Regions from separate parts of the Homo sapiens genome. Here region 1 is linked to region 2. The links are chromatin loops, found by intact Hi-C in ENCODE. Cell type or tissue: heart left ventricle. All regions are shown on one strand. Links, peaks and the distances in the headings refer to the core of each region. The heading gives the core; the rest is flanking DNA.

What was found. Peaks named below come from ENCODE experiments on the same cell type or tissue, not always from the same donor. Only the 100,000 strongest peaks of a DNase experiment are listed, where the experiment ranks them.
Region 1: it touches region 2 in a loop (2.8-fold over the local background); 2 of 110 quality-filtered maps call a loop at or near these places.

Annotation. Positions count from the first base shown.
Region 1 is chr17:17,847,637-17,858,097 of GRCh38, forward strand. TOM1L2 (target of myb1 like 2 membrane trafficking protein) reads right to left here. Exons shown (of 15, transcript NM_001082968.2): 13 at 3,257-3,316; 14 at 1,187-1,223; 15 at 1-147. Among named protein-coding and RNA genes, the nearest start is that of SREBF1, 16 kb to the left of the region's middle. RefSeq lists enhancers at 910-1,756, 2,258-2,517, 2,339-2,633. In heart left ventricle, for the core only: a CTCF peak has its summit at 2,571; DNase peaks (open chromatin) are centred at 1,665 and 2,574; H3K27ac peaks cover 2,982 bases.
Region 2 is chr17:17,901,378-17,912,876 of GRCh38, forward strand. TOM1L2 (target of myb1 like 2 membrane trafficking protein) reads right to left here. Exons shown (of 15, transcript NM_001082968.2): 2 at 6,070-6,154. Among named protein-coding and RNA genes, the nearest start is that of TOM1L2, 65 kb to the right of the region's middle. In heart left ventricle, for the core only: no CTCF peak of the experiment used is centred there; no DNase peak of the experiment used is centred there.

The DNA.
Region 1 (10,461 bases), core at 330-5,329, 56 kb before region 2:
ACAGGGCGAAGAGGGCATCCTCTGACCGCTCTGGCTTCTTCCGGCCAGAAGGGTTTGAGGCTGGGGCAGGAGCCTCCATGGGGGGCGAGGGGAGGTCGGGAACCATTTCAGCAGCTTTGGCTCTTTCTTCAAGGAATTTATCAAACTCTGCAATACAAACCAAGGCAAGGGTCAGGGTTGGTGAGGGCAGGCCACCAGAGGAAGCGCACCCTTCCACTCCCCAGCCCGTTTCCTCCTCTAGGGCAGGCATGAAGCCCACCTAGGAGCAGGTGGGTAGGGAGGGGTTCGTGAGCTGCAGTGTGGGGGGAGGCTCCTGGCTGTGCCCAGTCCTCCTGCCCTGGAGGGAAAGGCTCTGGAAAACACAGCCCAGAGTGCTCACCCTACCGCTGACCATTTTCCAGATCAGCACTGGGTTTTGTCCATTTTCCAGATCAGCACTGGGGGTGGGGCAGGGTAAGCTGGAGGGGCCAGCTTCTGATTAAACAGGCAGGAACCATCCCACCTACCCCACCCTTGCCCACCAATGGAGGACTGAGGAGATGCTGAGGAATGCAGTGGGGAGGGGGGAGTGCCCCATTTCTATGGGCACTGAGAGCTAGGGAGCAGGGTCCTCTGAAGTTTCCCTCCCTGCGGAGCGGTCTGGCCACAGGGTCTGGCAGACCTGGGGAGAGGAGGACAGGAGCACGGAGAGGCAGATGGAGTGGGGCAAGATGAGCTTGGGGAGGCAGGATGTGAAGGGCAGGGGATGTGGGGGTGGCCATGTGGGAGAACTAAGACCCCGCTGCTCCCATCCAGCCCATCAGCTGAGGCCCAGGAGAGGCTCCTCCCTTCTGGCTCAGTGGCCCAAGGGTGCTGCTGCGCACCTCCACAAACTGCGTGTCTGAGCTGGGCTGAGCACCTGTGGGTCAGGACCAGGTGGCAATCTGCACCCGCTATTCACCAGCTCTGCAACTTTGTGGAATTGACATGTTCTTTCTGACCTGTTTCCCAATAAGCGAGATAAATCACACTTCCCAAATCAGCGTAAGACCTGGGTGGGACAAAGCCACCCGTGAAGCCCATGGCTCAGGGCCTGGCACCAGTAGGTGCTCTGGCAGCGGGGGCTCCAAGATGATGGGGGCTGGCTCCTGTGCAGCCTGCACAGAGGCAACAAAAGGGGGCTGTAAGGCCACTGGCCAGGCCATACCTTCACTTGTGACACCCTCCTCCAGATCATCACCCTTCTGTGGGAGGAGCAGAGAAAATGAAATTAGGGCACTGGTCCAAGCACTGCCCGCCCAGCCACCTCTGTCTGCCCATGGCCACCCTAGGACAGCACTGCCCAGGGTAGCCTGAACAAAACTTCCTAATTTTCCCTGTTTCCAGATTTCTGTAATAGTAAAATACTGCTCTTCTTATTGGAGAAACAGAAGCTTTGTTTTTAAAAAACAAAAGCAAAAAATTCAAACATGTTTTAGGTTTTGATCCTCCAGAAAGGCTGGAAAGAAAACTCCAAAAACGGTGCAGGCTGGTTCTCCAGCCTGGGCTGCAGAGGGCGGGACCCCACCTTTGGCACTCTTGAGGCTCTAGGGAGAGGCACAGAGCAGTAGCCACAGGGGGCTGAGCCTGAGCACACACAGGGTCACGTGTGCCCAACACAACACCCACTCACTGCCAGCCACAGGGTTTCTGGGAAGACGCTGTTGACACCAATAGCTGGAAACCGCATGAGGCCTTGATGGCTCAGGGCCACAAAGCCCACAGCACAGGGCCTGTCACTCAGTAGGTACTTTGGGAGTGGAGGCTGTGCCTCCAGAAGCCATGTCCTGCAGCCTCCTGGGAGCTGCACCAGCCTCCTCCCGTGGCCCAGATTATATTATCTGCTGCTGGCTCCTCAAGGAGCCATGGAGGCTCTGTGCACTCAAAAATTAAAGTGCATCAGACTTGATTTTGTTTGGAGAACATGGTAGTGTCTTGAGCTCATGGGGTTCCCTGGGGACTGGGGAAGAGCAGCATGTGCAGGGCCTCATTGGGAAGGGGCAGGATGGGGAAGTGACAAAGCCCTGGGCTGGGCTAGGAGACCTGGGTTCCTTCCTGACTCTACCACTGACCTGCTATGTAGCCTTACTGGACACATCCCCTCCCTGTCTGGACCCTGGGGTCCCCCTTAGAAGTTAAGGACCTTGGTCCTTCCTGCCTTGCTTCTGTGAGAGAAGCAATTTCTTTTCGAGACAGCCCCTTGGGAAAGATGTCCCGGGGTGTGTTCTTCCTCCCTGACACCCAGGCAGCTGCCTTCTTTGGCAAGGCATGTGTTTGGAAAGCTGACCTTCTGGGGAGGAGGCCCAGAGCAGCCAGAGGCCCCAACCTGAGGCCTGCTGTCCTGGTGTGGGAGGTAGCCAGGTCACCAGCCCACAGACAGCCAGGCTGACCCTGTGGTTAAAGAACTCAACAGGCTCTTCTGCCTGGGGACAAGGCCCCCTACAGAGGAGGCACCTAGGAGGGAGATGAGGTGTCTCCAGCTCTGGGGGAGAATCCAACTACCCCATGACTCTGGGCAAGCCACTTCCCAGAGTGCACTTCTTCATCCGCCACCCTGGCCCCCTACTGGGCTGCTGAGAGTGAAAGTGCTTTGTAAAGAACAGAGGGAGGGGCCAGCAGTTATCACATGCAGCCACTGCAGCTCTCCTTTCTTGGGACCTGTTGCCATTTTCAGATGCATAGTATCCTCATCTTCTAGCCCTATCTCTGAGGATGGAGACAATGGGTCTTTGGGGCAGGGGTTCTTTTACATCAAAAATCAGGAAGGGAGGAGGGGGATGACAGCCAATTAAAAACAAAAGCACTGTGTGTATACTTCACAATTAAAAAAAAAAGAAATGAAAACAAAACAAAACAAAACAAAAAACATGCTCCCCCAACACTCCCTCCCCCAAAAAACCAAAGCACGGCACATACATCTGAAATGGAAAAGATACTGGGGGGAAGGCAAGTGTGTGTTTTGGAGCCAGCTACGGCTAGGACTGTGTGGGTGAAGGAGGCTGTGCCCAAGGCCTTGCCCCCAGCACAGTTGGCCTCCGCAGGCCGGGAGGCCACTGCAGCACCCACAGCTATGGGCTGATGTCGGGGAGGAGGGGCAGCTATGGAGCTTGCCCAGACCTCCCTTCTCCACTGACCCAGACAGGGGTGGAGCCCCTGCTGATGCTCCCCCAAGGCCTGTCCTCAGAAGAGCCTCTGCCGCTCCACACCCCACAGATGAAATAGAAAAGTCGAGTCTCACCAGGTCGGTCCTGAGCCACACCTCAATGTCGTCCATGACAGATGGCTGCGCAACGGGGATCTATGGAGGCGGCAAGCAGCGGGCCAGGCAGCCCCCACACAGCCAGCGAGGGGAGACAGAACACCGGAACAAAGGAAATCATCAACAGCAACCCCAAATAAAACCAAAATGTACACAGAGCAAAAAAACACAATTGGCACAGCACACAGGGGCAACACAGGGCAGCCACGTGTGAGATGGCAGGTGAGGAAAGCAATGAGGTGCAAATGATAAGAAGCAGGCTCCCGGCAGGGCCGGCGGTAAGGAAGGTGGCTGTACGCGTTCTTGAAATGGAGAACTTTTTGACTATGAGTGTCCACTCTCACATTGCGGGGCCTCTCAGCCCGGGGCTGCAAAACACCTTCTAACTTCAGGAAGGCGCTGCCACGCAGGCTGATTTTGAACTCAGCCACTATGACAGTCCGCTGTCAAGCCCAACCCAGGGAAGGCCAAGTGACAGCCTGCCCAGAGCGGGGTACAGGTGCTCAGAGGGCAGGGCAGCACCAGCCCCGGGGGGATGCAGGGGGTCTGTTTGCTCCGCTGAAGAGATTTTGAAATGCGTCCTGGTGCATTTCTGAGTGGAGAGGGGAACTGGAGGAGGTGCGTGCTCCGCTGGGCTGGGTGTGGCCTGGTAGACAGAGGCAGGCACATTTTACCATCAACAGAAACACAGCAAAAACGAGGGCTCTGATGACAAAGGGGACTATGGGGCTTTAGTCTTCTTTGTGTCTCTTTAGGGGAAATTCATGAAGCAGCCCTGAAAGCAACAGCTCCCTTTAGTCTCGTCCTTTCTTCCCTGTGTTCAATGGCTGGCTGTGCTTCAGGAGTCAAAGAAACCAAGTTCAGCTGAGCACTGGGGCGCAGCAGCCAGAGCCAGGGAGGTGACAGCTTCCAGGCATACTAAGGTGTACCACGGGGTTGCCTGAGCAGTCACCTTGCTTGGGCCCCTGTGCCAAGCACCTCAGGGACAGAGACTCTGAAAAATGCACATGGCTAAAAAGGTTTAAGTTGCCATCAAATATGACATGATAAGAAGCTCCCTAGAAGCCATGTTAATGGAATGTTGGCTCCCAGCCTAGAGAAATGAGGTGATGACCCTTAATCACCTCCTCACCTACCCTGGCTCTGGGAGGTACCCTTCCGGGGCTCACTTGCAAGACCCCTATTTCTATTACAAAAATGCCAGCTCTGTCTATAGCTGGCTTCACCCAATGCCATGATCTAGGGTAAGACTAAAGTAAAAATAAGCAGTAAAAGGAATGCATACCCCAGTGTCTATCAAATGTAAAAAATAACACGACCTTCACAAAGAAAAAGAACAAAGAACACATATCACCAGCAGTGATGTGACAACTCCAGTCCTGGGGGTTGACACCTGCTGCTGATGGTGGGGGAGGGTGGTTTGGGGTCCCAGGTAGAGTCCAGCACTCTGAGCAGGTATCTACGATGCCACCAGAGCTCTTCACTCCCTCAGTGAGCTCAGCTGGCCCCTTGCTCTGAGGAATGTGCTCTGTGTCCTAACTTCGGACCCAATGTGGGAAGCCCACAAGAGCACTTTCAGAAAGGCCCAAGCCAGTCACTGATCAGATTAGGAAGAGTCTGTGTTGCTCATTATTTCTTTGACTTACTGGGGAGTTAAGAATGTTGAATTGAGCAGGGCACGGTGGCTCATGCCTGTAATCCCAGCACTTTGGGAGGCCGAGGCGGGCAGATCACCTGAGGTCAAGAGTTTGAGACCAGCCTGACCAACAGGGAGAAACCCAGTCTCTACTAAAAATACAAAATTAGTTGGGTGTGGTGGTATGCGCCTGTAGTCCCAGCTACTGGGGAGGCTGAGGCAGGAGAATCACTTGAACCTGGGAGGCAGAGGTTGCAGTGAGCCGAGATCACGCCATTGCACTCCACCCTGGGCAACAAGACTGAAACTCTGTCTAAAAAAAAAAAAAAAAAAAAAAAAAAGAACATTGAATTGAAAAGGTATCAGGGAGTCTTATCACCCAGACATGAAACCTAGGGACAGGAGGCATGTGGGTCCTCACTGGGGGGATGGACGCACAAATGACTGACAGATGTGTTAACAATGCCTAAGGCTGGCACTTCCTTGCCCTTGCCCATCAAAAGGCAGTAGGGTACACTGCTACTCTGTGCTTGCTGGCAGGCCTTCTGCCTTGAGACATTCCTGGAACAGGACACACCAGTTATCATGCTCTCAATGACTGTAAGTCAGAATGTGTGGCCTCTGGGAGGACGCATGCCATGCTGAGTCCCCAAAACTGAAGCTTAGAAAGTCAGCAGCATCTCCAGAGAGAAAATAGTCCCACACTAGCGGTTAGAGTGTGCACCAGCCCTTTCTTTACACCTGACCAGCTTTTGTCCACTTAGCAGAAACAGACTAGATGTCCTGAGCTTTCCAATGTGTTGCAAAAGCTACAACAAAGACATTAAGGGGTCAGGGGCCTTAAACCTTCAGATTTTTCTTGTAATTGTTTTGTTGCTGCTAAAGAACAAATCCCTTGAGGCCTGGGGTCATACTTTAATTTTCTTCTTTGGGGATAAATCTTGAGAGCCAACATGCTCAGAAAATAAACAATGACACTTAAGAAATTCCTCACCTCCTCAAAAATAACTTCCCAAAAGCTGGCTCATGGGAACCCTTTTCTTCCATGTCCTAGATTTTTCCAAATAAGTAGTATGTTTATGGAATGGCATCCTCCAGACCAAGCCCTAGAGGGCACGCTGAGGAGAGTGCACTGGGTGGGGTCCATCTGGGCCCTCACACTCACTGGTGGCAGGACCTGGGGTGAGTCGCTCCTCTCTGGACCCCACTTTCTTCACCGGAGAGCTCCTGAGTTTCTTCTATCCTAAGAAGCCTTAGAGATTTGGGTGGAGAGGCAGGAGCAGGGGACAGAGGCCTGAGCAATGCTTGGCCTCAATTTCCTCATCTGTGAAATAAGGCGATTGCTAGATTGTATTTGGCTTTCAATTCTTATGACTCAGAAACCTTAACTTTCAGGTTGGTGCTTCTGTTTTCTAATTCAGAAACCCAGGGATGTCAGAAATTATGGAAACTGACTCATTACAATATAGAAGCCACTTGGCCTCAGGGCGTGAACCATGGTGGAGCAGGGTGATGGTTAACAGTTAAGCTTATATAACGTAAGCTTAAATTGACTTTCTTGTGGCCAGACACAAAACCTTAGCTATCTAAACCTCTTGTCCTGGTAAATAAATGCCTTGAGTATTATAACAGGGCAAAGTTCCTTCTAATAATGTAGGTGCTATCAGACTCAGACTAAACATGTACACTGCTTGGAAAATATGAACCAAAGAAACTGTGGGAGGCCGAGGACGCGCTCCTTGTCAGGCTGATGGGAGGGAAGTGGGGCCCTGGTTGGAGCAGGGGGCACTGCGCTGAGTCTTAGGGGACTCTGTTTCTTCCCTGCAGCTTTGGGCAAGACACCAGGCCCTTAGGAGGCCTCGGTATCCTCATCTGTCAGACTAGGGGCTGGCCCAGCAGATTCCTAAGAAGGCTGTTGGCTCTGATGTGTCATAGTTTTATTTTTATTTTTATTTATTTATTTAGTTATTTATTTAATTAATTAATTTATTTAGAGACAGAGTCTTGCTCTGTTGCCCAGGCTGGTGTGCAGTGGTGCGATCTCAGCTCACTGCGACCTCTGCTTCCCAGGTTCAGATAATCCTTGTGCCTCAGCCTCCTGAGTAGCTGGGATTACAGGCGTGAGCCACCACACCTGCCTAATTTTTTTTTTTTTTGTATTTTTAGTAGAGACAGGGTTTTGCCATGTTGGCCAGGCTGATCTCAAACTCCTGGCCTCAAATGATCTGCCCAGCTTGGCCTCCCAAAGTGCTGGGATTACAGATGTGAGCCACTGCACCCAGCCTGACATGCCATAGTTTCAGCATTTTCTTGGGCAATGATCCAAGCTGAAGGCTGGTCTGAGGGATCTGAAGAAGCGTATGAGTTGGAAGAGAGGGACAGAAAGGAAGAAGACATGTGAAGAGAGAAAAGGAAGGAAGCTAGCAGAGGAATGCCCTCCAATAGAGACTGCTGCCTGAAGCTCAGCCCCTCTGAAGATAGGTAGGCCAGGCTGGCTTGGCTGAGGCAGTGGTTAGACCAGCCCTGCCCATTTTCAAAGTCCACAGACATCTTGGATGTCAGAAGCCACAGGTTTTGATCTGAGTGGCAGGTGAGCCATCCTGCTGTCAGCTGATTCTCACTTGGAACTGCAGGCAGGGGCAGCTCTGCCTCAGGGATCAGGAGGGAGGGTTGCCTGCCCAAGGGGGAGAGGCATGTCTGTCTGGTACTCCAGGGGTTAGGATTATCCTTCCAGAGTAAGAGCCTTGGGGGCCTCCAGGTCTGAGGAGGGAGTCCCGCCCTCCAAACCCAAGCCTGGGTTTTGGCAGCAGCATTCTTTACTAACCTACCTCTGTTCTTGTTTTGACTTAGATTCTCTCACATGAGGATATTTTCCTGGCTGCACCCTGCAAAAGGGAGACACCCCTAGCTGATCACCAGCCAAGAGAGGCAAAAAGACCTCACACTAGAGAGGCCAGGGAGGGAGAGCACAAGCCTAGCAGTCTCCCTGAGAGCCGCCCGGCCCTAGCCCATTGACAAGTCTCATTTCTCTTCAACCAGTAATAAGCCTGGTGGTGTCAGTTAACTTCTGTGTTGGCTATCCACACACCTGAGTCCCAGGAGCATAAGGGTTCCAACAGATGCTCCTCTGCAGCTTCCCACAGCCCCATGCCCACAAGGAAACCCACCTGTCCAGTTTTCAATGTAACAAGAACAATTTCTGTAGCTCAGGTGTACTATTTCCAGAGAAGCTGTGAATCCCTTCCTATGTCACTTCAAGCACCACCCCACTGGGACCAAGTCTAAAAGCCTTTGATCTCACTCAATAGTACAAAAAGTTTCCAAGTAAAGAATTTGTACTCAGGAGGCTTGAAAAGACTCAAGGTTTCTACACTATGGGAAATAAGGCAAAGCAATTAATATTTGTTGTAAAGAAAAAAAAAAAAACAAACTGCAGTCAGTCAGGCAAGACACCAGGTTAGCTGTTAGTTAGGTTTGTTTCTGGGAAGTTAGAGACTGGAGCTCTACGTGGGACCTGGCAGTGGCGAGGCAGTCTGTGTGGGCAGAGACAGGCACCACCACCAGCTGCCAAGGCCACCCTCAGGGGAGTTTGTGTGGGCAGTATCCTTTTTTGCAGGATTAATAGGCACAAGGGCATGTGGGCTGGATCTTCCCAATGAATGGACATGGTTTCCAGAAGCCCTGCTGCAAAGGCCCCTGACATGTGGGCCAGAGGCCAGCCTGTCCCTGAAGAAGCAAATGAGAGGCCTGGGCCAGCACATCTCTCTAAGAATGGGCTTGGGGTCTAGTGGAGGAACTGCCTTCTCACGCAGAGCAGCAGTATGCTGCTACTATGAGAGGTGGCAGGAGACCTGCCCAGGCTGACAGCAGAGCTGTGCAGAGGGCACCAGCCCAAGCTGGGTGGCAGGCAGATGCCCCTTGCTCCCACGGCTCTGGGTGATCCTGCATGGCCCAAGTTCCTACTCACTGGTCACGCTTTGCTCAAGCAGGTGGACCCTGTGCTGCTTGCAGTCTAGGACCTGCTGGCCTTTCCTCTGGCCACAGCCTAGCATAGCACACTATGGGCAGTTATGTATTCCTCTCACCCCACCCCACCTGGAGGGAGAGGCACATGTTTGCACTGCTTTCATCATCTTTCCTTCTCTGCATTCTCTCCAGCTCAGGCTCCATCACATGTACCACAGCTTTGGGCTCTGCTAGAGGTGAAATGGTCATCCCAAGACATACAGCCTGAGATGAGCTGACCCTCTCTCCATGCACCAGGCTCAGGCCACCTGAACAGACAAGGCAGGAGAGACCCTTGCAGGTCTGTGGGCCAGGAAAGCTCTGCTACATGAGAACCAACTGTGTTTACAACATTGAACTCCCCTGGGCTTTGTTTTCTTTTTACTCTGTTTCTACTGTGTTTATTTTTTTATTTTTTTGAGAGGGAGTCTCACTCTATCACCAGGCTGGAGTGCAGTGGTGCAATCTCAGCTCACTACAATCTCTGCCTCCCAGGTTCAAGCGATTCTCCTGCTTCAGCCTCCCAAGTAGTTGGGATTACAGGCACATGCCACCACACCCAGCTAATTTTTGTATTTTTAGTAGAGACAGGGTTTCACCATGTTGGCCAGAAGGGTCTCGATCTCCTGACCTCGTGATCTGCCTGCCTCAGCCTCCCAAAGTGCTGGGATTACAGGCGTGAGCCACTGCACCCGGCCTGTGTATTCTTCAAGAGGTTTCAAATCATTTTGACGGACTTAGTGGATATAAGCAACTATATTATAAAAATCTGTCAAGCCTAGGACTGCCAAATTCACAGGCACTGGGCTACAGAGGGCTTCCCTGACTGGTCAGATGCTTTGAGTCTGTTCCCTTAGAATTGTTCCCTCCCAAGCAAAAGCCACAGTAACTTGTGCTCATCCTGGAAAAGTGAATACTGCTCGGAGCTCCGGAGACAGTAAAAGGAAGGAAAGGACCCTCTCCTCATCCCTGCTAATGTCCCAGACTCTTAAGGCCTGGGGACAGGGAGGTATTTTTGGGACTGGGAATCTGTGGCTTACAGAGATTATGCAAAAATAGGAGGGGAAATTTGGCACCCCTGCCAGAAAGAAAGCGTGTGGCCTTGTACTGTCTGATTCACAAAGGCTCGGCAGGTCACAAGAGGAAGACATGAGCTGTTACACAGGTAGGGGCTGGGGTGGACAGCAGGCTTGGCTCGGCTGGTGACTCCTCACCATTCCTTGGGTTATAAGCCAGCTGTCTATGGGCTCCAGGTCAGACTCCCCACCTCTACCTCTCTTCTGGGCCGAGGACAGAAAAGTCTCAGAAAGAAAAGTCACAGCAAGACCCATGAGAAAGAAGTCAATAGCACATATTGTGGAAACAGAAAAGTCACTCTTCAGACGTGATCCTTTGCCACGTAAGGAAATGTGATGCCCTGCTCCCAACCTCCACCCCAGCACGTCCCCCTTACCTGCCTGGAAAAAAGAAGAAAAGTTTAGTAACCAAGAATCCCAACAGGATAACACATACTCATGCCAACTACTCCCGTGCCCTTGGAAAA
Region 2 (11,499 bases), core at 3,019-8,018:
GCAGCTTTCAGGGGAAAGGTCAGGCTCCTCAGGCAGTGCTCACAGCCTCGTGATTTGGCCTCTGGGCCATGATCAGGCTCCTCAAAGTCTCCCTGGACCCTAGACTTATAAGAACTCTTCCCTGATCCCCAAACAAGCCTCCTGTCATCCCTCCAGCCACAGCCTTTGTATCTTTGTCCTTCAGCTTCAGGACTACTCTCTGGAAAAGCTTTCTCCTCATCACCCCCAAGGAGGACATGGCTGCCCCTCTTCTGTCACCCTGAACATGCCCTCCCCATTATTATCTTGCTCTATTGCATGTCTTCAGTTCCTCCTCTGTGCCCTCTCCAGCTTAGAAGATAGAACACAAAGATTCTATGAGCTGAGGAGGGTCCAGAGATGGCCATGTAAATGACCCAGGTCAGGGGTTCCTCATGAGAGCTGCACATCAGAGTCACCTGTAGTGCCATTCCCAAATCCACAAGCTGTGCCTTGATTGTGTAGGTCTGAGGTGAGGCCTGGAAAACAGAGTCTAAAACAGTCCCAGCTGGGTGCTCTGGCTCACGCCTGTAATCCCAGCACTTTAGAAGCCCAAGGCAGGTGGGAGGTCAGGAGTTCAAGACCAGCCTGGCCAACATGGTGAAACCCTGTCTCTACTAAAAATACAAAATTAGCCGGGCGTGGTGGTACACACCTATAATCCCAGCTACTCAGGAGGCTGAGGCAGGAGAATTGCTTGAGCCTGGGAGGCGGTGGTTGTGGTGAGCTGAGATCACACCATTGCACTCCAGCCTGGGCGACAAGAGCAAAACTCCACCTCAAAAATAAATAAATAAATAAAAACAGTCCCAGGTAGGTTATTCAGTCAGCCACTCCTGGTTAATGCCTGAAGGACTGTCATCAAGGCCTTAGGCATCAGCATTCCTCAGGCTGATGGTGACCTCAGCTCTGGACATTAGGGAAAGCCCAAGGAGAGGCCTTTCGGGCAGTTTACCAATCTGCACCCACCAGGACCACAGCCTCCCATTGGTAAAGTATTGCACAAATACAAGAAGTGCAGGCAGCACTTCAGTGGCTGCGGCCAGGTGAGCCTGTGCTTGCATCCTGCATGTGCCCTTCCAAGCTGTGCTGCAAGGCCTTTGGCAAGTGACCAAACTACTCAGCCTCAGTTTCCTTAACACTGAAACAGGCTGTCACTACCATATAGAACTGTTGGGGGTAGGGGGCGCTGCTTGTGATGATGCACTGCAGGGCTGGACACAGGGCCTGCAGGGCGTGGCACATGCCAAGTGCTCACAGACAGCAGACAGGGTAAGGGCAGTGAATCCACCAAGATAGTCACCAAGACTGGGCAGATAACTGACACCCAAATGAAAGTGATGACAAAAGTCATGGGCAATGGAAATCTTTAAAGTGAAATAGTACATCCACATAGATATAGTATGGATATGAAGATACAGTTATGTAGCCAGATACATCATATATATTTACTCCTTTAATCCTTGTAACAACCCTATGAGATAGGTATTATTGGCAACCCCATTTTATAAGTGAGGAAATGGGACACAGACACAGGGAGATGAAGTAACTCACACAGGCTCGCACAATAAGCGAGTGGTGACCTAGAATTGCTCCAGCCTGTGGTGTCCACCTTCCTCCCCTTCATCCACCTGCCTCATCTGGCTGATACCCTGGCACTCTGTAAGACTCCAGTCTGGTGTCACTTCCTCCAAGAAGGCTTTGCTGCCAAAAGTCCCAAGGCTGACCACTGCCACTGCACTAGTCTCCGTAGCTATATATAGCTTCTCTCTCTCTCCCTGCCCCCCACCCAGCACTCGTTATGCATATGTTTATATGCCTGCATTCCTCATCAGACTGTGAGTACCTTAGAGACTTCATTCATTTATTCACTTATTTAACAAATATTTATTAACAGCTAATCAAATGCATTGTGCTAGGTGCTAGGGACAAAATGTTGAGTAATTGGCTGGGCGCGGTGGCTCACGCCTGTAATCCCAGCACTTTGGGAGGCTGAGGCGGGCGGATCACGAGGTAAGGGGATCGAGACCATGGTGAAACTCCGTCTCTACTAAAAATACAAAAAAAATTAGCTGGGCGTGGTGGCGGGCGCCTGTAGTCCCAGCTACTCAGGAGGCTGAGGCAGGAGAATGGCATGAACCCGGGAGGCGGAGCTTGCAGTGAGCCGAGATCGCGCCACTGCACTCCAGCCTGGGCGACAGAGCGAGACTCCATCTCAAAAAAAAAAAAAAAAAATGTTGGGTAAAACAGATGGAAATCCTGTCCTCATGGAGATCACAGCCTTGCGGGGGTTGCAGGGCAAGACAGACACTAACAACCGTCCCACAGATCTGTAAGTTTAAACTGTGATGAGCATCAGTACAACACGGGTTATGAAATCATATAACAGAGGACTTGTCCAAATCAGGAGGGGAAGGGGTTAGGGAAATGAGATTCAAACTGAGAGATCCAGTGAATGACGGGATCTACTTAGTGAAAGAGGTGACGAGAACAGAAGGGACAGCAGGTCAGAGGCCTTCAGGGAGGGCACAAAGGGGTGGGTGGGGTGCCCTACTGTCAGTCCAACTTGTGGGAGTTTCTTTCACTCAGGAAGAGATTATTATTATTATTATTATTTTTAAGATATGGGGTCTCACTACATTTCCTAGGCTGGTCTCAAACACCTAGGCTCAAGCAATCCTCCTGCCTCAGCCTTCTGAATAGGTGGGACTACAGGCATGAGCCACTGCACCTTGCTAGGAAGAGATTTTGAGACACCTCACAGCAGAGGCAACAAGAAAACATTCTCAGGAATCACTGAGGTGCTCTCACTCAAAAAGGTAGCAACAGGAGCTTTAGCCACTTGAAGAGAAAGATGTGTGTGACCAGCCTTCTGGGAATTGAGGATTTGAAAAAGAAGGCATTGGCCCCTTCAGAATAAGGAAGCTCCTGGGGTTCCTGGGCTTCCTGCCCTCAAGCCATAGAGATATTTGAGCAATTCACTGGAAAATAAGAGTTGCCAACATATTTGTATATTGCTCAAATCTGTAGAGAATTTCAAGCTGGGCCCAGGAATATGGAAAATTCAAGGAGCTGAAAGATCAGCAGGGTTGAAGAGCTCAAAGTGGAGCTGCCGAGGGGTCTGGGGCTCCTCATGAGGGGCCTGGTTGGGGTTTTTAACCTAAGTGCCTGCGAAACCCCTGAAGGCTTGTTAGCAAGGGAGCAACTTGGTCGTTGTGCAGCAGGAAGGGGTAGGAGGGAAGGGGTCGAAGCAGAGGTCCACCTCTAGGGTAAAGTGCAGACACCAGAGAATGCAGCACCTGACCTTGACTACCTTTCCAGCCGGATTCCAGACCCTCCCGCTCCCCCAATGTCACCCTGTCTATCCTAGACAGCTTGTATCCCTTGACACACTGGCCCTTTTGATGCCACCCTTGGCTACGGGACACATTTCTCCTGCCATCCTGGAAGACAGCCCCTCCAGGAAGCATTGATACCCACCTTTCCCTCTGGGACCATGGCATCAGGGACAGGCCTTGGCCACAGCCCTTGCCAGTCCTGCCAGGTGAGCGTTCAAGGGCAGGCTGGAACATTCACCTTGGCATCCCGTAGCTGCTATACCTCCACCCCTGGGGGTCAGTAAACATGGCCAGATGACTGGACAAACAAGTGAATGAGTGGCATGTTAGGAGGACGTGAGGAAGGTAGCCACTCGGAGCCCAGTGACGATGGGATTAGAGATGTGTAGTCCCTAACAACTATTTGTGAGTCACGTCTGTGTACCAGGCACCAAGCTGATCACCTATATTTAGCTGGTGAAAATATGCCACCTTTCACCAAAGACTCCCACGTTTTCATCCAGTGCAGGCCACTGCCCCCAACTCAAGTTCCCTGTGCAGTTCCCTGTCACATCTTCCAGGAGCCTGGCTGGCAGCAAAGATCTACTGCTGATCTCTGCTCCCCAGCCTGCTCCACCTCAGGAAACAGCAGCTCCATCCCATGGTTGTTCAGGCCCCAAACCTTGCAATTTCCCTTAACTCTTCATTCCTGTCTTATGTCAGCCAATTCCATTGGCTCTACCATCTAACACATTCAGAATCCCATCACTTCTAATCATCATCTCACACCAGTATTACTGTGATAACCTCCTCACTGGGTTTTCTTTCTTCTTTTTTCTTTTTAGAGACAGGGTCTTACTCTGTCGCCCAGGCTAGAATGCAGTGACACCGTCCTGGTTCATCACAGCCTCGAACTCCTAGGCGTAAGCAATCTTCCTGCCTCAGCCTCGTACAGTGCTGGGATTGCAGGTGCACGCCACTATGCCAGGCCATCGCTGGGTTTTCTGCATTGTCCTTGGCCTGCCCCCAGTCAGGCCACTCTGAACACAGTAGACTGAGTGATCTCTTTCCAATAAGAGTGGGACCACACCACTCCTCTGCTTGAATCTCCAAAAAGGTTGAAGCCAGAGTTGCTCTGGTTCTACATGGCCCTGTGTTATCTGGGTCCCCAGTATGTCGGTAACTTCCTCTCCAGGTACTCTCTTCTTTGACCACTCTGCTCCGGGCCCATTAGCCACCTTGCTATTCCTCAAACACATCAGACACCCTCTGTCCCAGGACTTCTGGGTTTGCTGTTCCATGAGCCTTGACAGTTCTTCCCTTGTATAATCCTCACCCCCTACTCCCTCATCTCCTTCAAGTCTTTGTTCAATGTCACCTTCTAAATGAGACTTTTCTGTTGTTTTGTCTTCTCTTTTCATTTTTTTTTTTTTTGAGACAGGGTTTTTCTCTGTCACCAAAACTGGAGTACAGTGGCATGCTCATGGCTCACTGCAGCCTCGACCTCCTGGGCTCAAGTGATCCTCCCACCTCAGCCTCCCAAGTAGTTGGGACTACAGGTGTGCACCACCACGCCTGGCTAACTTTTGTATTTTTTGTAAAGACAAGATTCAACCGTGTTGCCCAGGCTGGTCTCGAATTCCTGGGCTCAAGCAACTGGCCCACCTTGGCCTCCCAAGGTGCTAGGATTACAGATGTGACCCACCGAGCCCAGCCAAGACTTTTCTTGATCACTCTATTTAACATTGCTAATTCCCAGCCTCCTCTCTCCCCATCTCCCTTCCACAGTCTTGTCCTCATCTGACCAGGTTATATGTTTAATTATCTTGTTTATGGCCTGCCTCCCTACTACTCTAGACTGGCCGCTCCCCAAGGGGAAGGAATCTATCTTGTTCACTGCTGTGTCCTCAGTATTTACAATAGGGCCTGGCACAAGGTAGTCATTCGAGAAATATTTGTTGCATGAAAGCAGGACCAAGCTTGAGAGGCTGGTCCCCAGTTCACACATGGCAAGGCTAGAGTGACAGTGCTGAGATGCCAGCCCAGGGATGCCTGAGTCCCAGCTGCTCTCCTTGCCACTCCTGAAAATGGTTTAAGAGGGCATGGCTACAGTAAAGTAAGTGTTAGTGGTATGGACAGAGGGCTAAATACAGACCAGTTTGGAAGAAGTACAAATAGAGTGCAGCTGTAAAACAAAAGAGGATTCAGGAAATAACAACAGGAACGGATCCAGCAGTGCAGGAATGCAGGAGGGGCAACGTGTTCTAAGTCCACTCATGCCGCTTTCCCACTCCCGGCCGTGTCTGCCCCATGCCCTGGACCTCCCTCCATGGACACGGTGGTGCTCTCTGACTCCTGGCAAACCAGGGCAGAGACAGGCTGTGAAGGAGAGGCAGAGGCCAGGGAGGAGGGGAGGGACGAGGTGACACTTGGGCTGCAGAGACTAATGGCCACTGGGAACCAAGTAATCAAGCAGCTTCATTTCCACTTGTGATTAAAAGCAGGTGATTAAAGGAGGTCATCCCTGTTCTACCTCCAAGCACTGCCATTGGGCAAGTGGGGGAGGGATGAAGACAAAAAGGACAGATAATTCAGAGTGTCAGCTTATTCGATGCCAAACCAAACATACTAGGAACAAAACAAAAAATAAAACCTGCCACCCTTAGGCCCTGACAAGCTTTGAGTGGCCCCTAAAAGCTCAGAGAGGCTTCCCAGGAGAGGGGGGCACACGTACCCTTCCTCCGTCTCATTGATGATGTCACAGATCTCCATATTCAACGTCCAATCCTCACTTTGCAGGGAGCCATCTGTTGCCTTTTCTGTGAAATCAGAGAGAAAATGGGTTTACATTTCTCCTGGAATAAGTGGGCCTTGGCAGGAAATGGGAAGAGACCAGAACCACCACATTCTTCTCCCAAGCAGATGGGCTGAGCCAACAGAGCCATTCTAGGAGTGCTATTATCACAAGAGAACACCCGGGAAAGGTCCTGGCCTGAGGGCTGATGTTATAACGAGGTTCTTCATTCACCAAACTCTAGACTGAAAAGCTTATGACAGGCCTAAGCCATCAAAAATCACCCCAAACATGAGGATATTAGGTTTATGAACCCGTAGAGTCTGGAGCCAAACTACCTAGGTTCAAATACAGGCTCCACTACTTACTAGTTGTGTGGTCTTGGGTAAATTACTTAACTTCTAGGTGCCAAAGCTAGTGAAAACAACAGCACTTACCTGATATATTTGTTATGAAAATTAAATGGGTTGATATACATGAAACACTTAGAACAGAGCCTAGCACACAGTCAGTACTATACAGGTATTTGCTATTGGGATTATTAAAAATCAATTGCAGTAGTTAAAAACTACATTTCAGATAAGGGGGAGAAAGAAAGGACCATTGGTTATCAAGCCACTGTAGGTGTGGTGTTGGGTGTTTCACGTACATTATTTTATCTCATCCACAAAATGACTTTCTGACCACTCAATGAGGAAAGGACAGTATTTTCAACAAATGGTGCTGTGAAAATTGGATTGCCACATGCAAAAGAATGAACTTGGACCCTTTATCTTACACCATATACAAAAATTTACTCCAAATGGATCAAAGACATAAATGTAAGAGCTCAAACTAAAAAACTCTTAGAAGAAAACATAGTGAAAAAACTTCATGACACTAGATTTGGCAATCATCTCATGGATATGACACCAAAAGCACAGGCAACAAAAGAAAAATTTTGAACTACATCAAAATAAAAACTTCCAGGCATCAAAGGACACAACACAGTGAACCTGCAGAGGAAGAAAATATTTGCAAAATTATATATATGATAAGGGGTTAATATCCAGACTACGTAAAGAACTCCTATAGCTTAATAACAAAAAAACCCAAACTATCCAATTAAAAAATGGGAAAGGACTTCAATAGACATTTCTCCAAAGAAGATATATAAATGACTAACAAGTATGTGAAAAGAGGTTCAACATCACTAAGCATTAGGGAAGTGCAAGTCAAAAACACAATGAAATATCACCTCACACCCATTAGGATGGCTACTATCAAAAAAATAGAAAATAACAAGTGTTGGCAAGGATATAGACAAATTGGAACCCCTTTACACTTTTGATGGAAATGTAAAATGATATAGCTGCTATGGAAAACAGGACGGTAGTTAAAACACAGAATTACCCAGCCAGGCGCGGTGGCTCACGTCTGTAATCCCAGCACTTTGGGAGGCCAAGGAGGATGGATCACCAGGTCAGGAGATCGAGACCATCTGGCTAACATGGTGAAACCCCGTCTCTACTAAAAATACAAAAAATTAGCCAGGTGTGGTGGTGGGCACCTGTCGTTCCAGCTACTCAGGAGGCTGAGGCAGGAGAATGGCGTAAACCCAGGAGGCGGAGCTTGCAGTGAGCCAAGTTCATGTCACTGCATTCCAACCCGGGCGACAGAGCCAGACTCCGTCTCAAAAACAAAAACAAACAAACAAACAAAAAACATAGCATTACCCTATGATCTAGCAATTTTACTTCTGAGTATATACCCAAAAGAACTGAAAGCAGGGCCTTGAGGAGATATTTGCAGAGTCATGTTCATAGCAGCAATAGTCACAAGAGCCAAAAGGTGTAAACAGCCTGTGTCCATCAATTAAAGAATGGATAAGCCAAATGGATATACATATAATGGATTATTATTCAGCCTTAAAAAGGAAGGAAATCCTATTGCATGCACAATATGGCTGAACCTTGAGGGCCTTGTGCTAAGTGAAATAAGCCTTTCACCAAGACAAATACTAGATGATTCTACTTACAATCAGGTACCTAGAATAGTCAAATTTAAAGACAGAAAGTAGAATGGTGGTTGCCAGAGGCTGCTGGGGGGTGTGGGGGTGGGGGAATGGGGAGTTATTGTTTAATGAACACAGAATTTCAGTTTGGGGAAAATGAAAGAGTTCTGGAGATGGTTGTTGATGGTTGCACACAATGTGAACATACTTAATGCCACTGAACTGTATACTTTAAAATGGTTAAAATGGGCCAGGCAAAATGGCTCACACCTGTAATCTCAGAACTTTGGGAGGCTGAGGCAGGAGGGTTACTTGAATCCAGGATTTGACAACAGCTTGGGCAACATAGCAAGACATTGTTTCTACAAAAAATTTAAAAATTAGCTGGGCATAGTGGCTTGTGCCTGTGGTCCTAACTACTAATGAGGCTGAGGCAGGAAGATTGCTTAAGTCCAGGAGTTTGAGGCTGCAGTGAGATATGATTGAGCCACTGCATTCCAGCCTAGGCAACAGAGTAAGACCCTGTCTCTTAAAAAACTTTTTGTTGAATGGTTAAAATGATAAATTTAATGTTATGTGTATTTTAAAAACCACCACCAAAAAAGACAGAAAAATTATACATAGGTCAATGGACTGCTGGGTCAGGGAGTAGCAGGGTGGGGATCAGAGATCATTTGGGTCTGTAGCCTCCTTTGACGGGAAACCCGGGGCCCGCAGAAGAAAAGGGAAAGGTCCAGGAGCTCAGGATCGTCAGTGGCAGAGCCAGGACTACAGCCAGGGTCACTTGACTCCCTTCCCCCTCTGGGATGTGAGCTCTGTGAGGGCAGGGACTAGGTCTGTCTTGCCTTCCACTGGGTCCCCAGTGCCCAGCACTTGGCAGTAGTGCAATGCATTTACATCAGATGAATGACTGCATTAGCAACCCTTCCTCTAAGTTATGGATCTCAGCCCTGGCTGTACACGAGAACCACCTGGGGAGCTTCTAGAGAGCACCAATACCTGAGCCTCATGCCCCAGAGGTTCTACTTTGAATGGTATGGGGTGGGATTCAGTGATTATTACTATTATTATTATTATTATTTTTATGTGAGACAGAGTCTCACTCCATTGTGCAGGCTGGAGCGCAATGGTGTGATCTCGGCTCACTGCAACCTTTACCTCCTGGGTTCAAGCAATTCTCCTGTCTCAGCCTCCCGAGTAGCTGGGATTACAGGCACGTGCCACCATGCCTGGCTAATTTTTGTATTTGTAGTAGAGATGGGTTTCGGCACGTTGGCCAGACTGGTCTCGAACTCCTGACCTCAGGTGCTCCACCCACCTCAGCCTCCCAAAGTGCTGGGATTACAGGCGTGAGCCACTGTGCCCAGCCCCAACACTCTTGATGGTTGGGGAGGTAGATCATTTGGCTGTTTTCTTCTCCATTCTCACCAAAAGGATGTTGCTGAATGCAAAATGCTAAAACCAGTCCTCTTTTGCCTTCTGGTGTTGGCTGCTTCTGAAGTCACTATATTTAACATCAAAGTGTAGAAAGCGGCAGCCAAAAAGCCAAGCCGCTGGATTGCGAGGCTCCTCCAAACAGGGCTGCCTTAGGTTTCAGAGAACATAGGAGGGTGGGTGGGCAGAAAAACCATGCTCAGAGCCAGCACTATCACTGCTGTCAGCGTCAAGGCTTCAGGGCATCCTGGCCTGGGTCCTACCCCAGGCGAGAGAAAATGCCATGGCAACGGCATCAGGATGCTATGCTGCTCTTGCACTGAAGATTTAATGGGAGCCGTATCTGATTACCCGAGCTCAGGCCTGCCCTGCCCTGTCCAGTCCAGCCCAGCCTGGCCTACCCTACCCAGCCTCTTCCCCAGCCCAGTCCTTGGCCATTAGCATATCACCAGAGAGGTCAGCACTTTACAATTATCCGTCCAGAGGGCTGGCTGGTGGGAAGGACTTGCCCCACTGTTCCCTAGAACACTTGTGTTTCTGCTGTTGCACCAGGTTTTATTTTAGGTTTTGACGATTTAGGTGACAAAATAAATGAGACTGAACTTTGCTTTCCTCTGGCCTGGGGACAGGACTGAGTGAGGGAGCCCACATTGAGTGGCCTTAGTTCCAGAGGCAATCAGATCCAACTTTGCTCTTGATTAGCTGGAAATTCTTTTTTTTTTTTAATTTTTTTATTTTTTATTGATCATTCTTGGGTGTTTCTCACAGAGGGGGATTTGGCAGGGTCATAGGACAATAGTGGAGGGAAGGTCAGCAGATAAACAAGTGAACAAAGGTCTCTGGTTTTCCTAGGCAGAGGACCCTGCGGCCTTCCGCAGTGTTTGTGTCCCTGGGTACTTGAGATTAGGGAGTGGTGACGACTCTTAACGAGCATGCTGCCTTCAAGCATCTGTTTAACAAAGCACATCTTGCACCGCCCTTAATCCATTTAACCCTGAGTGGACACAGCACATGTTTCAGAGAGCACAGGGTTGGGGGTAAGGTCACAGATCAACAGGATCCCAAGGCAGAAGAATTTTTCTTAGTACAGAACAAAATGAAAAGTCTCCCATGTCTACTTCTTTCTACACAGACACGGCAACCATCCGATTTCTCAATCTTTTCCCCACCTTTCCCGCCTTTCTATTCCACAAAACCGCCACTGTCATCATGGCCGGTTCTCAATGAGCCGCTGGGCACACCTCCCAGACGGGGTGGTGGCCGGGCAGAGGGGCTCCTCACTTCCCAGTAGGGGCGGCTGGGCAGAGGCGCCCCTCACCTCCCGGACGGGGCGGCTGGCCGGGCGGGGGGCTGACCCCCCCACCTCCCTCCCGGACGGGGTGGCTGCCGGGCGGAGACGCTCCTCACTTCCCAGACGGGGTGGCTGCCGGGCGGAGAGGCTCCTCACTTCTCAGACGGGGCGGCTGCTGGGCAGAGGGGCTCCTCACTTCTCAGACGGGGCGGTTGCCAGGCAGAGGGTCTCCTCACTTCTCAGACGGGGTGGCCGGGCAGAGACACTCCTCACCTCCCAGACGGGGTCACGGCCTGGCAGAGGCGCTCCTCACATCCCAGACGGGGCGGCGGGGCAGAGGCGCTCCCCACATCTCAGACGATGGGCGGCCGGGCAGAGACGCTCTTCACTTCCTAGATGGGATGGCGGCCGGGAAGAGGCGCTCCTCACTTCCTAGGTGGGATGGCGGCCGGACGGAGACGCTCCTCACTTCCCAGACTGGGCAGCCAGGCAGAGGGGCTCCTCACATCCCAGACGATGGGCGGCCAGGCAGAGACGCTCCTCACTTCCCAGACGGGGTGGCGGCCGGGCAGAGGCTGCAATCTCGGCACTTTGGGAGGCCAAGGCAGGCGGCTGGGAGTTGGAGGTTGTAGCGAGCCGAGATCATGCCACT